Linked DNA regions of Homo sapiens: region 1 is linked to region 2. The links are chromatin loops, found by intact Hi-C in ENCODE. Cell type or tissue: CD14-positive monocyte. All regions are shown on one strand. Each heading gives the region's core, and the rest is flanking DNA. Links, peaks and the distances in the headings are about the cores only. Region 1 overlaps VWA8 (von Willebrand factor A domain containing 8). Region 2 overlaps VWA8 (von Willebrand factor A domain containing 8).

What was found. A loop is a pair of places that touch in the nucleus more often than their neighbours do. Peaks named below come from ENCODE experiments on the same cell type or tissue, not always from the same donor. Only the 100,000 strongest peaks of a DNase experiment are listed, where the experiment ranks them.
Region 1: a loop joins it to region 2, with 2.6 times the contacts of the local background. A loop is called at or near these places in 10 of 110 quality-filtered maps.

Annotation. Positions count from the first base shown.
Region 1 is chr13:41,643,187-41,648,571 of GRCh38, reverse strand. All of the region lies in intron 37 of VWA8 (von Willebrand factor A domain containing 8), which reads left to right. Among named protein-coding and RNA genes, the nearest start is that of MIR5006, 77 kb to the right of the region's middle. RefSeq lists a cis regulatory region at 21-32 and an enhancer at 1-98. In CD14-positive monocyte, for the core only: no CTCF peak of the experiment used is centred there; a DNase peak (open chromatin) is centred at 3,071; H3K27ac peaks cover 1,002 bases.
Region 2 is chr13:41,585,949-41,591,333 of GRCh38, reverse strand. It overlaps VWA8 (von Willebrand factor A domain containing 8), which reads left to right. Exons shown (of 45, transcript NM_015058.2): 41 at 569-694; 42 at 3,664-3,822. Among named protein-coding and RNA genes, the nearest start is that of MIR5006, 20 kb to the right of the region's middle. In CD14-positive monocyte, for the core only: no CTCF peak of the experiment used is centred there; DNase peaks (open chromatin) are centred at 2,283 and 2,673; H3K27ac peaks cover 2,552 bases.

The sequences.
Region 1 (5,385 bases), core at 124-5,123, 57 kb before region 2:
TCCTTTTGCCATTTGAACAGTGTTTACATTCGGGAAAGTTCACAGTTAAGTCTTTGACATACTGTGAAAGGATCTTTTGTTCTCTACAAAAACATACTTCCTCATCCTTTGAGTCACCTTGTTTTTATTCCCTTGTTTACTTTTCTGGGGAAATAATGCCCACCTCCCAAGTAATGTCAAGGGAAGAACTATTTCAGAAATCTAAGTTGTTCTGTATGAGGAAAGAGGGCTTGGATTTTGGCAGAAAAAAATCAGAAATATTTTTAAAACCTGAACCAGATAAATAATGTAATCTCAAGCTTCCAAAAATTATTTGGGTAGGGTTTTTTCCAATGCTAAAAAAAGGAAATCTTTTTTTATCATCATTATTACCAGTGATCAGATTCAGGAAGTGTGAGACACTTTACTGAGGGGACTACCGACACCGTCCAAAGGCATTTTTCTATTGTGTTAGGAAAGCTCTCCTCTGCTAACTACGTTGATTCTCCAAGACATGCATCATTTAATATTTTCTCCTAGGTGGTGGGTTTTATGATGAGCTTAGGCTTTAGTCAGTCAGACTTGAATTCTTTTTTTTTTTCCTGAGACAAAGTCTCGCTCCTTCGCCCAGGCTAGAGTGCAGTGGTGCGATCTTGGCTCACTGCAACCTCTGCCTCCCGGGTTTAGGCGATTCTCCTGCTTCAGCCTCCTGAGTAGCTGGGATTACAGGCATGCGTCATGATACCAGCTAATTTTTGTATTTTTAGTAGAGAAAGGGTTTCACCATATTGGCCAATCTGGTCTCAAACTCCTGACCTCAAGTGATCCACCCACCTCGGCCTCCCAAAGTGCTAGGATTACAGGCATGAGCCACTGCACCTGGCCCAGACTTGAATTCTTTTAGCGATGTATATTTATCAGTAAATAATGTGACTGATTCTACTCATGGTTTCAAAGCTGATTTTGAAGGGAAAAAACCATTGCTGTTTTGTGTATCAGCATATGCCCAATGCTAGCACAGTGCCCTGAACTTACTGGACACTCAGTAAGCATTTGTCAAATGAATGAAATAAATATATATGCATTCAGAGTGACAATGTCAAATAACAACCTTTTAAAATTCTTTTTATTTTTTTCAAATAAGTCTTTTAAATGAACACATTCTAATGTATTTAAGAAAATCTTATTTGTTTGTAGATATGCTCTGTGTGTTAATGTAACTGTTCATTTATCCTTACCTAATATGCATAAGTGGAAGATTACTTGTAGTTTAGGGATTATATTCAAACCCTTCTTTAGTCACGCTAAACCTGACACATCCAGAAAATGTCTCCCAAAAGCTTCTGATCCTCATTTATATCCTAAGTTTTACCACAGGCAGGCCATCAAAGTCAGTGATCTTCATGTTCTGGGGCATTTCCATTGGAGCTCTTTTTTTCTGTGTAAATGATAAACAGAGATGTACTTTACTGCTACTGTTAGTAAAGCTGTGTGTGTAATATGTGAGGAAAAGGTAAGGTACTGAAGCCTGCCCATCACTGTTAAGTATTCTACATGTATCTCTCCATTTTCTCTTTGTAGCTTCCTATGTGATAGAATGATGATAGTCCCATTTTATAGATGAAGAAACAGATTTTCAAACAGATTACATAGTACACCCAATGTCCTGTGGCCAGTAAGTGACATTTTCAGACGTGAGCCACTAGGGCAAGCATTGAGTCTGCAGATCATGTTCAGGATTGTCTGGTATGATGCAGTTCAGACCATACATAAATACAGTATTTTACTAACCTTCTGAAAGATATGCTAGCCCTTTAATCTAATGTCTTATTTACTGATGTATACAGTGCTTTCTATAAATCTGATATATATTAAAAAGGAAAAATGCTTGCCTTTCAGGCATATTTCTTGCTTTCCTAAACCATGATATGCTTTATAAAACATTGAATTTTGTACTATCAAGAATACATTCATTGTTTATAGCCAGTGTAATGTAGTAAAAAAAAAATCTGATAAACCTGGGTTTTAGAAGGAGATGGACTGAGATTTCAATCCTGGCTCCTCCAATTAATAACTATGTGATAATGAGTATGTTGCTATACATCTCTAAGCCTTAGTTTCCTGTCCTGCAAAGTAGAAATAATACCTAATATGGAGAATTATGAATATCAGAAGTAGTATATTTAAAATGCCTAGACTGTAAACATCAGGGCACCGGCACGTGGTCGTCACTCATCATCATTACTCACTGAATGAATCCATGAATGAATTAATGATTCAGATTAGGTTCCATTGTTCAACCCTACACATAAAAATCAGGAAAATTTGGCCGGGCGTGGTGGCTCACACCTGTAATCCCAGCACTTTGGTAGGCAGAAGTGGGCAGTTCACTTGAGGTCAGGAGTTCTAGACCAGCCTGACCAACATGGGGAAACCCCTTCTCTACTAAAAATACAAAATTAGCTGGGCGTGGTGGCACATGCCTGCAATCCCAGCTACTCGGGAGGCCGAGGCAGAAGAATCGCTTGAACCCAGGAGGTGGAGGTTGTGGTAAGCCTAGATTGTGCCATTGCACTCCAGCCTGGGCAACAAGAGCAAAACTCCGTCTCAAAAAAAAAAAAAAAAAATCAGGAAAATTTGATAAGAATCTTAAGTGAGAAGAAAAATCATATACATTCTCTTCTTTGCCCTCCTGGAAATACCTTTCTTCTTTCAGATGCACTTAGAAAAATAAAAGTAAGTGAAGAAGTCACATCTGATATTATGTGATTTAAAAAAAAAGATTTTTAATTTCACAAGTGAGCAAGTATAGATTGAAGTGCAAATCCTAAATTGGAGCTAGTAGAGAGAGAACTGCCTTTTCCTTGGCACTTCAGCACATTTATTCTCGTTTTTTTAAGGTATCCATTTCTCTCAAGTCTTTCATGGAACAGTCATGATACTGGAAATGTTTTGAGTCGCTCTCATGCCACCTCTTTTGCAACTGACAGCAAACATGTTTTCAGGAGTTCAGAAGTAATCAAGTCCTAATATCAGCTGCCAGAGCCATAAAAAGGGGCCTGCCGCAATCTGGGCAGAACACTGAGTGAGTTAGGAAACATCAGTTTGGTATTTGTAATATTTGTAGCAAAACTGAACTTCCTGAGTGAGGTCATGAATGAACAGCAGATCATGAGTGTTATTATAAGAATTGGACAGAGTGTAGAATTCTCATACAACCCAAACTTCAGAAAATATCCTTGATGAAAATCCGGAGTTATTTTTTCCCAATGCTAATATTAACATGATACATACCTGGCATATCTCTACTGAAAAATGAATGTTTTGTACTAAGCAGTACCTTTTTCACTCTCCTAAAATAATAGTAATGATAGATAATGCATATTGCATTTAGTATGGCCAGGCACTATCTTAAGTAATAATGTGAATTTAACATTTTTAACCCCCACAATGACCCTATGAGGTAGGTGCCATTACTATCCTTGTTTTACAGATGAAGTGCCTTACACGGTTAATAAGTGTCAAAGACAGAGTTTGAATTCAAGGAAACTGGTTCCAATGTCTGTGCTTTTAACCATGTTTAGAGGAAATTTTTGAGTAGCAGTAATACAGTGAGTCCTCACTTAACATAGTCAACAGGTTCTTGGAAACTATACTATTCTTGGAAACTTTAAATGAAACAATAAATAATGAAACCAGTTTTACCATAGGCTAATTGGGATAAACAAGAGTTAAGTTCCTACAGCATATTTCTGGTTACAAAAACATCACCTAACTTCTAAATAGAGACCCAAAACACTCCTTATAGTAAACACTGAAATCAGTGTAAGCTATATATACATTTAAGAAAGATTAATGAAAACAAGTAAGATAACTGTTTACCAAATTACTCCAGTTCAGGGCTGCAGTTAGCCAGAGCCTATCCTGGTGGCTCAGGGGAACCCACCTTGCACAGGAGGCCATCCCCCGCCTCGTGGGGCACACTAACACACCTGCACTCACTCACACTGGGACCATGTAGACACACCAGTTAACCTAAAGTGCACAGCTTTGGGATGTGGGAGGAAACCAGAGTAGCTAGAGAAAACACACACAGGCATGGGGAAAACGTGCAGACCCCACACAGACAGTGGCCCTGGCCGGGAATCTGTGTTTTTTCTCATTGACTTTATAATGAAATGTCCTTGAACAAAATGTTATTCAAGGACCTGCTCTACATGTATCTGCTAAGACTAGACAAAATATATATTTAATTATCCTAGAGAAGTGCATATGGGCAAGGCAAACTACCTCTCTACACTCTGGTTTTTTTTTTTGGCGGGGGTGGTACAAGATGCCTAGGTCTCACAGGTAGATTAGAGGCTCGTAAGAGGAAAGCCTCTGAAAGAGCCAAGGGTTCTTCCAAGCTAAGAGGGTTCACCTTGCTTCCCTGGGAAAAATTGCTTTAATATAATGGCACAATTAAAAAAAAATCTGGGTAGTCAGCTACCATGCTAAAATTGTTGCCCTTAAATTTCAATGAAGTCTGTCTGTATGAACTTAACAGGAGAAAGATACTGGGTTTTACCTATAATAAGAAAAAAGGAGATAATAGATTCACTCCTTCACAGATGCTTGCTCCTTAAGAGATACACTTGCCAAAAACTCACTTACTATGTTTCCTTGTGGTAATGTTAGCCCTGCTAGGGCCTCTTCCAACACAAATGAGCTACTGTATGAAATTAGAAAAAGGCTCTCCCACCGAGAGGATGGATTGCAAAGTGGGACCTCTCTGGGCAAACCGGTTAGAAAACAGAAAGAGCTGCTTTCTTTTGGCTACCTTCTTTAGAGCCTGGTGTTGGTGATGTGAGCATTGTGTGACTTTCAGCTCCACTCACACTGCCTCAGCTGAGACCTACCCTGTACAGCCCTAGGCAGCTGCCCCATAAGGGACATACCAAGCAACTACACTGGCGTTCATTAAGCTCTGTGGCTGTATTAACTCACCCAAGACTAACATATGCAAACAACGTTAGCTCCCTAAGCCCTGTTAATAGTGGAAAGTGGCAGGGTAGAAGTGGCACTTGGAAGCAAACCAGCTCCAGTCAATGAGAAGGAAGCTTCAGTTCTCATTCATTATTGATTCCTTTGACAACTATTTATTGAGGATCTACTATGCACTAGGCATTGTACTAAGTGACAGCTATTCAGAGATGAAAAGTCCTTGATAGCAAAATGGAGAGTGAGGAGTGTGATGACTGGCAATGGCTGGGAGTCCAGATCGGAAAAGTTCAGGATCACACAAACAGGCCCCTAAATAGAGAAAGGAAAAAGCAAGGAACCAAAATATAGGTTCATGCAGTAGGGAACCAAATTGGGACCCAGTTACTAGAAGGGAAATGCAAGGTGGAGGGCTTATTCCCAAGA
Region 2 (5,385 bases), core at 94-5,093:
AGTATTATGTGAAAAAACTTTTAGAAAAGTAATCCAGAAGATTTCTGAAAATAGATAACCAGAAAGACTTGTGGGGTACAAAATGTTCACATACTATTGTTTTCAGCTATTTCCATTTGCACTCTAAGTCCCAGAGAACTTGAGTAACAAACTCTTTACCAAAAGGTAGAATTCTAAAGGTCACATTTTCTCTGGGCTTACAGACAATGTTAACAAATTCAAGCTGATTATTTTAACTAATAAACTTTTGAGAAGCACCGTGACAGAAAATCTGTAAGAAATGCGCCCCCATTATTATATTTCCAGATACTGGACATCTCTCCAGGGACTCATTTGCATACCATCTTTCATTCATTTTATTGTTCCATATGTTGAAAGAATTAAAACGGACAAAGGGCATTTATTTGTCAGCAGAGCAGAAACCACTTCATTTATATGACTGTGTTCATGCAGAACCATCACTTACTGAAAAGATCCCAGGTGTGTTTCCTGTTATTCATGCACAAAGTATGTCAGAGACTCTGCATAACTAATTAAGGCTTTGTGTGTGTATGTGTGTCTTTTGTAGGCTAAAGGTAAAGAAAGACAATGGCTAAGACATCAAGCTACTGGAGAATTAGATGATGCCAAGATCATTGATGGGCTGACTGGAGAAAAAGCCATCTACAAACGTCGGGGTGAGCTGGAGCCACAAGTAAGTCATGGTGAACTGCTAGCCTCAGCTCTGCATAGTCTAGCCCTCTTTACAGAAACTTGCTTTCGTGAGTTGTGTCAAAATATCACAAATCCTGAATATGGTAACCAAGGAAAGCATTATGTTAAAAAAAAAAAAAAAGAAGAAGAAGAAGAAAAACTCCATAAATATTATACTATTTATTATTCAACTCAAGGTCCCAGCAAGAAACATAAGGCATGCTCAAATTAGGTAATTTAAGAAACAGTCAGTACAAAGACTATTTACAAAAATAAGGGTGGGGTTTAGGAAAATCAAAAATAAACAGTGCAGTAACCCAGGGATAGCAACAGCAGGGATCTAACTCACTCTGAGGCCTAAAAGGGCAGAATGAGACAGCAGTTCCTGGAACCTGGAGAAGGTGGTTGATGGAGTGGTGGCCTTCAGCAGAAGGGGAGCCAACCCATGGGCAACAGCAGAGAGGGGGCCAAGGGAATAAATACTCCACCCTCACCCCCTGACCTCCACCAGTGCCTCCCATGAGCAGAACCCACTGGGAGCCAGCAGCCAAGAGGCCAGCTGATGTGATTGTAGGGGCCAAGGGAAAACTTCCCCTTCGCCCTCTGAAGGTTCTCTGAAAATCACCTCACAAAAGGCACATTAATAGGAGAAGAGGCATACAAATGTATTAATGTGCACCGGGGTGAAACCAAGGGTGAGTCCCCCTCCACACAGTGAAGTACAGATGCTTATGTACCCTTCTTCTTAAGGGAAAAGGAGATGGAGAAGTGTAGATGATTTTACGGGGGTAGTAAATGGTTTTAGGGCAATTCAGTGGACTTGAAGAGCACACAGTGGCCTGGGACAGAGTCTGTTGGGCCCACAAAGCAATGGTTTGTGACCGAAGTCTGTCCAGGTGTGTTGACAGACTTCAGCCTTTCTTCCTGTGATATGAGTTCAGTTGATGAAAACTCAGGGAAGGGCCCAGAGTAATGGTTTTCTTCTTTGGAGCTCTGAACTTTAGACAGTTGAAGAAACTTCAGAGAACAAATTATCCAGTGCTTTGTGGGGAGAGGGAGGAAGGTCAGTGAGACCTTGATGCTGCTTCTTCAGTTCAGCATGTCCAAGCACCATATTTAGAGGGTATCGATTTCTGAGCTCCAACACGGATTGTCCACACAGATCAACTCCCAGGACACAGAGCAGGTGCCCTGGAGGGGAAACTGAAGACACCTGGTGTGTCTATTAAGCCTAGAGAAACCTTCAAGTGAAAACAATAAAACAACCTTAGTGATTTTCTACTGTTCTCTTACTTTAAAGATCAGTGTCCATCATATAACTGAAAAAAAATATAGAAAATAAGAACGTCTCCCTTAAGTAACTATAATTGTAGTATGTAAAGTTTTAGACAGCCATAAATTTAAAATATTTGCAATGTAATAGCAAAACAAAATGATGACAGGATGAAATATTGAGTCTCTTGGTGAGCTCTGTGATCTCCTGTATTCCTGGGTAACCAGAATTGCTGAGTCGCCACTGAGAGCTGGGGGTGCAGTGACTGGTAGGGGGAAGGGAGAGTCACTCCTTTTAAATATTTATTTAGAGAGGATCTGGTGATTTGGGGAGTTCTTATTTCTGTGTCATTGGTATGAGTCAACAACTGCTTTCTTTACTGAATCATTGTGGTCAACAAATGTGTTTGGATACATCTGAAATTGTGAGTAGTCATGGAAGCATATGTATAAGTGTTCTTAATTTGGGCAGACTCAACAAGTTTTTAAGAAATATGTTGAATTTGCCTCAAACCATTACACTCTCAATACCCACCGTGTTTTCTTGAAATTACTAACTCTGCTCATTATTTTTTATATTTAATAACAGCAAATATTTAATAACAGAATAATCTGGAATTTTTCTTCTTCCTTTTTTTTTTTTTTTCTAGAGACAGGGTCTTGCTTGTTGCCCAGGCTTTAGTGCAGTGGCACAATCATAGCTCACTACAGCCTCAAACTATTGGGCTCAAGTGACCCTTTCAGCTTACCCAGCTGAGTAGCTGGGAATATAGGCACATAGCACCACCCTAGCTGATTTGTGTATTTTTTTGTAGAGATGAGTTCTTGCTGTGTTGCCCAGGCTGGTATTGAACCCTTGGCCTCAAGCAGTTCTCCCACCTTGGCCTCCCAAAGCACTGGGATTACAGGCATGAGCCCCTGCACGCAGCCTTCTTCTTTTTTATCGTCAGCAAAACTAACAAACTTTTTCTTAAAATCTGCAAATTGGCAGTCGTGGGTCTAAAATCAAACTTAATCTTGTAATCTTAATTGACAGTTGTTTCTAGAACAATTTGATGTCACTTTTATGCTTTCAAACTGCCAAGAAAAGAAAAGCACTAATTCAGTAATGTGGAAGGAAGAGAAGATGTGCAGCTTAGTAAACACAAAAGTCGTTTTTAAAATCTTTTCTTTAATTTCTTTGCCAGACCCCCATCACATAACTTTGTTTTAGGAATCTGACATTACCTGTGGCCTGTGTGGAGAATAATTTTCAGGTCACTACCCAATACGTACAAGTAAAATTGACATGGGCTTCCCTCCAAAATAACACAAACTCTTGCTAGAGTTACTGACTCTGAGGCATGAAGTGAAAATGACATGTCATTCCAGATTATTATTTTTAAGTCATCATATTATTTTTAAGGCATCAACCTCGGTAAGTCAACTTTACTAGAGTGAGCTTTAAAAGGACTATATTCCAAAGGAAAATATTTTCCATGTGGCCCCAACCATTAGCACAAGTCTGAAATTCTGTTTACTGCAGTACAACCCATAGATGCCTTGCTACCTGCTAGGACAGCCTTGTGCAGGGCTGAGCCTATGGCTGGTCTGCCCATCTCGGGGCTGGCACGCTGGAGCTTCTGTGAGATCCCCAAGACAGCCACCAGGGGAAGTTTGCCAGTTCACAAACGGCTTTTCTGTTATTCCTTCCCTCAGCTTGGCAGCCCACAACAGAAACCCAAGCGTCTGCGCCTGGTGGTAGATGTGTCTGGTAGCATGTACCGTTTCAACAGGATGGATGGCCGGCTTGAGCGCACAATGGAGGCTGTGTGTATGGTCATGGAAGCCTTCGAGAACTATGAGGAGAAGTTCCAGGTAATGACATGAACTAAGAATAATGAGAGGCATCATTGACCATGATGATGGATAGGTGGATTCAAACTCCATCCAGAGTGAATGAAAATCTTCATCCTCTCACCAGCTCATTCATCAGTGCAGAGAAAGTGAAGCTTTTGTTTTATCTGAAGTAGTAATTGTAAAATAACTCCATAATTTAAAAGTCTGATTACTACAGAAGAAATGCTGCAGCCATGATGTTAGAAAAAAATGAGCTGCTTAGAAGCAAAAGTCTGTTCCCAGACTCCTCAGAGCCTCCTGGCCTTATCCCAGTTCCCCATACCCACCCACTCTTGCCCCATCACTAGCCAAGCAGCCTTCCAAAGTTTGAGTCCACCCTGAAAGCTTCAGTATCACGTTCCATTTCCACATGGGCAGGGGTTATACAGTCATTGGTGTCTCCCCAGCTAACAATGATGATGATTATCCCAGGAGAAAAGCAGGTTTCCATTTCAACTGTTTCCATTTTGGTATTCTTAGTTTGCTGCACACCCTCCATTTTAGAAGTCTAGCATGGTGAAGGGACCCCCAATGCTGCTGTGTTACTGCTTGATATGAGCCTATTAATCCTCTCTTAATCAGCCACAGAGAGCACCTGCACTTCTGGCCCTTACCAGAGCAAACAACCTTGAATTCAGTCACATGCCATGTAATTATTATCAAAAGTTCAATCATGAGAAATGCTGTATGCACGTGCAGATATGCATGAAGGACACACAGTCCATAGACAGACTAGATTTTATTACGGATCAAACATGTCCTACAGAAATCAGTGATCTTAGATTGCTATTAGGCTTGACATCCCACATGCACCCCAGGATTGCTTCCCTGAGTTGTGTCTCTGTGTTATGAGGTAGGCAACAAGAAACAGATTGATGAAACCCATCACTTCAGGTACTTTAGGCCTATTATTAAGGATACTGCCCCCCCTGAATTTCCCAGAGCCCCTTGTGTGAAGCTCTACGTGAGGAATTCCTTTTAGAATTAAGTGGAAGAAGAAGGGCAGCTTCAGCTAATGAATGCTATGGGTTGCCGGGCTCTGTCCAAGTACAGGATACAAATACAAATAAGACATGGACTTTCACCGTGGGGAGTAGCTTTGTTTCCCTTGAAGAACTGAAATGTGTTTCCCCTTGTGATTAGTGAAAGCCATGGAGCTGCTTAAGATTCCCTCTTGGTTTTAGTTGCCAGGAAGCTCAGAGCTAAAATCAAAGACCAGCTATGACAACTTTGTTATGTCTCATGGCTTGCAGACCAGTGTTCGACTTTTTCCTTTTCTTCACCCTTGCTCCCTTCAGGTATAAGTTTTCCTTGATTTTTTTTTTTTTATGCTTTATGGGTTTATAGAAAATGTTTATTTTAAAATATTTTAGGTCCTTTCTAGTATGAGATAGATTATAGTTCTTAAATCACTTGGACCATTGATGACTAAAGAATTTTTAGACATCTATTGTATCAGCATAAATACCCATATCCTACCTAATGTATTAAAACCTTTGAGAGTTGCCAATATTTGGATCAGTCCCTTCTCCTGTTTTATGG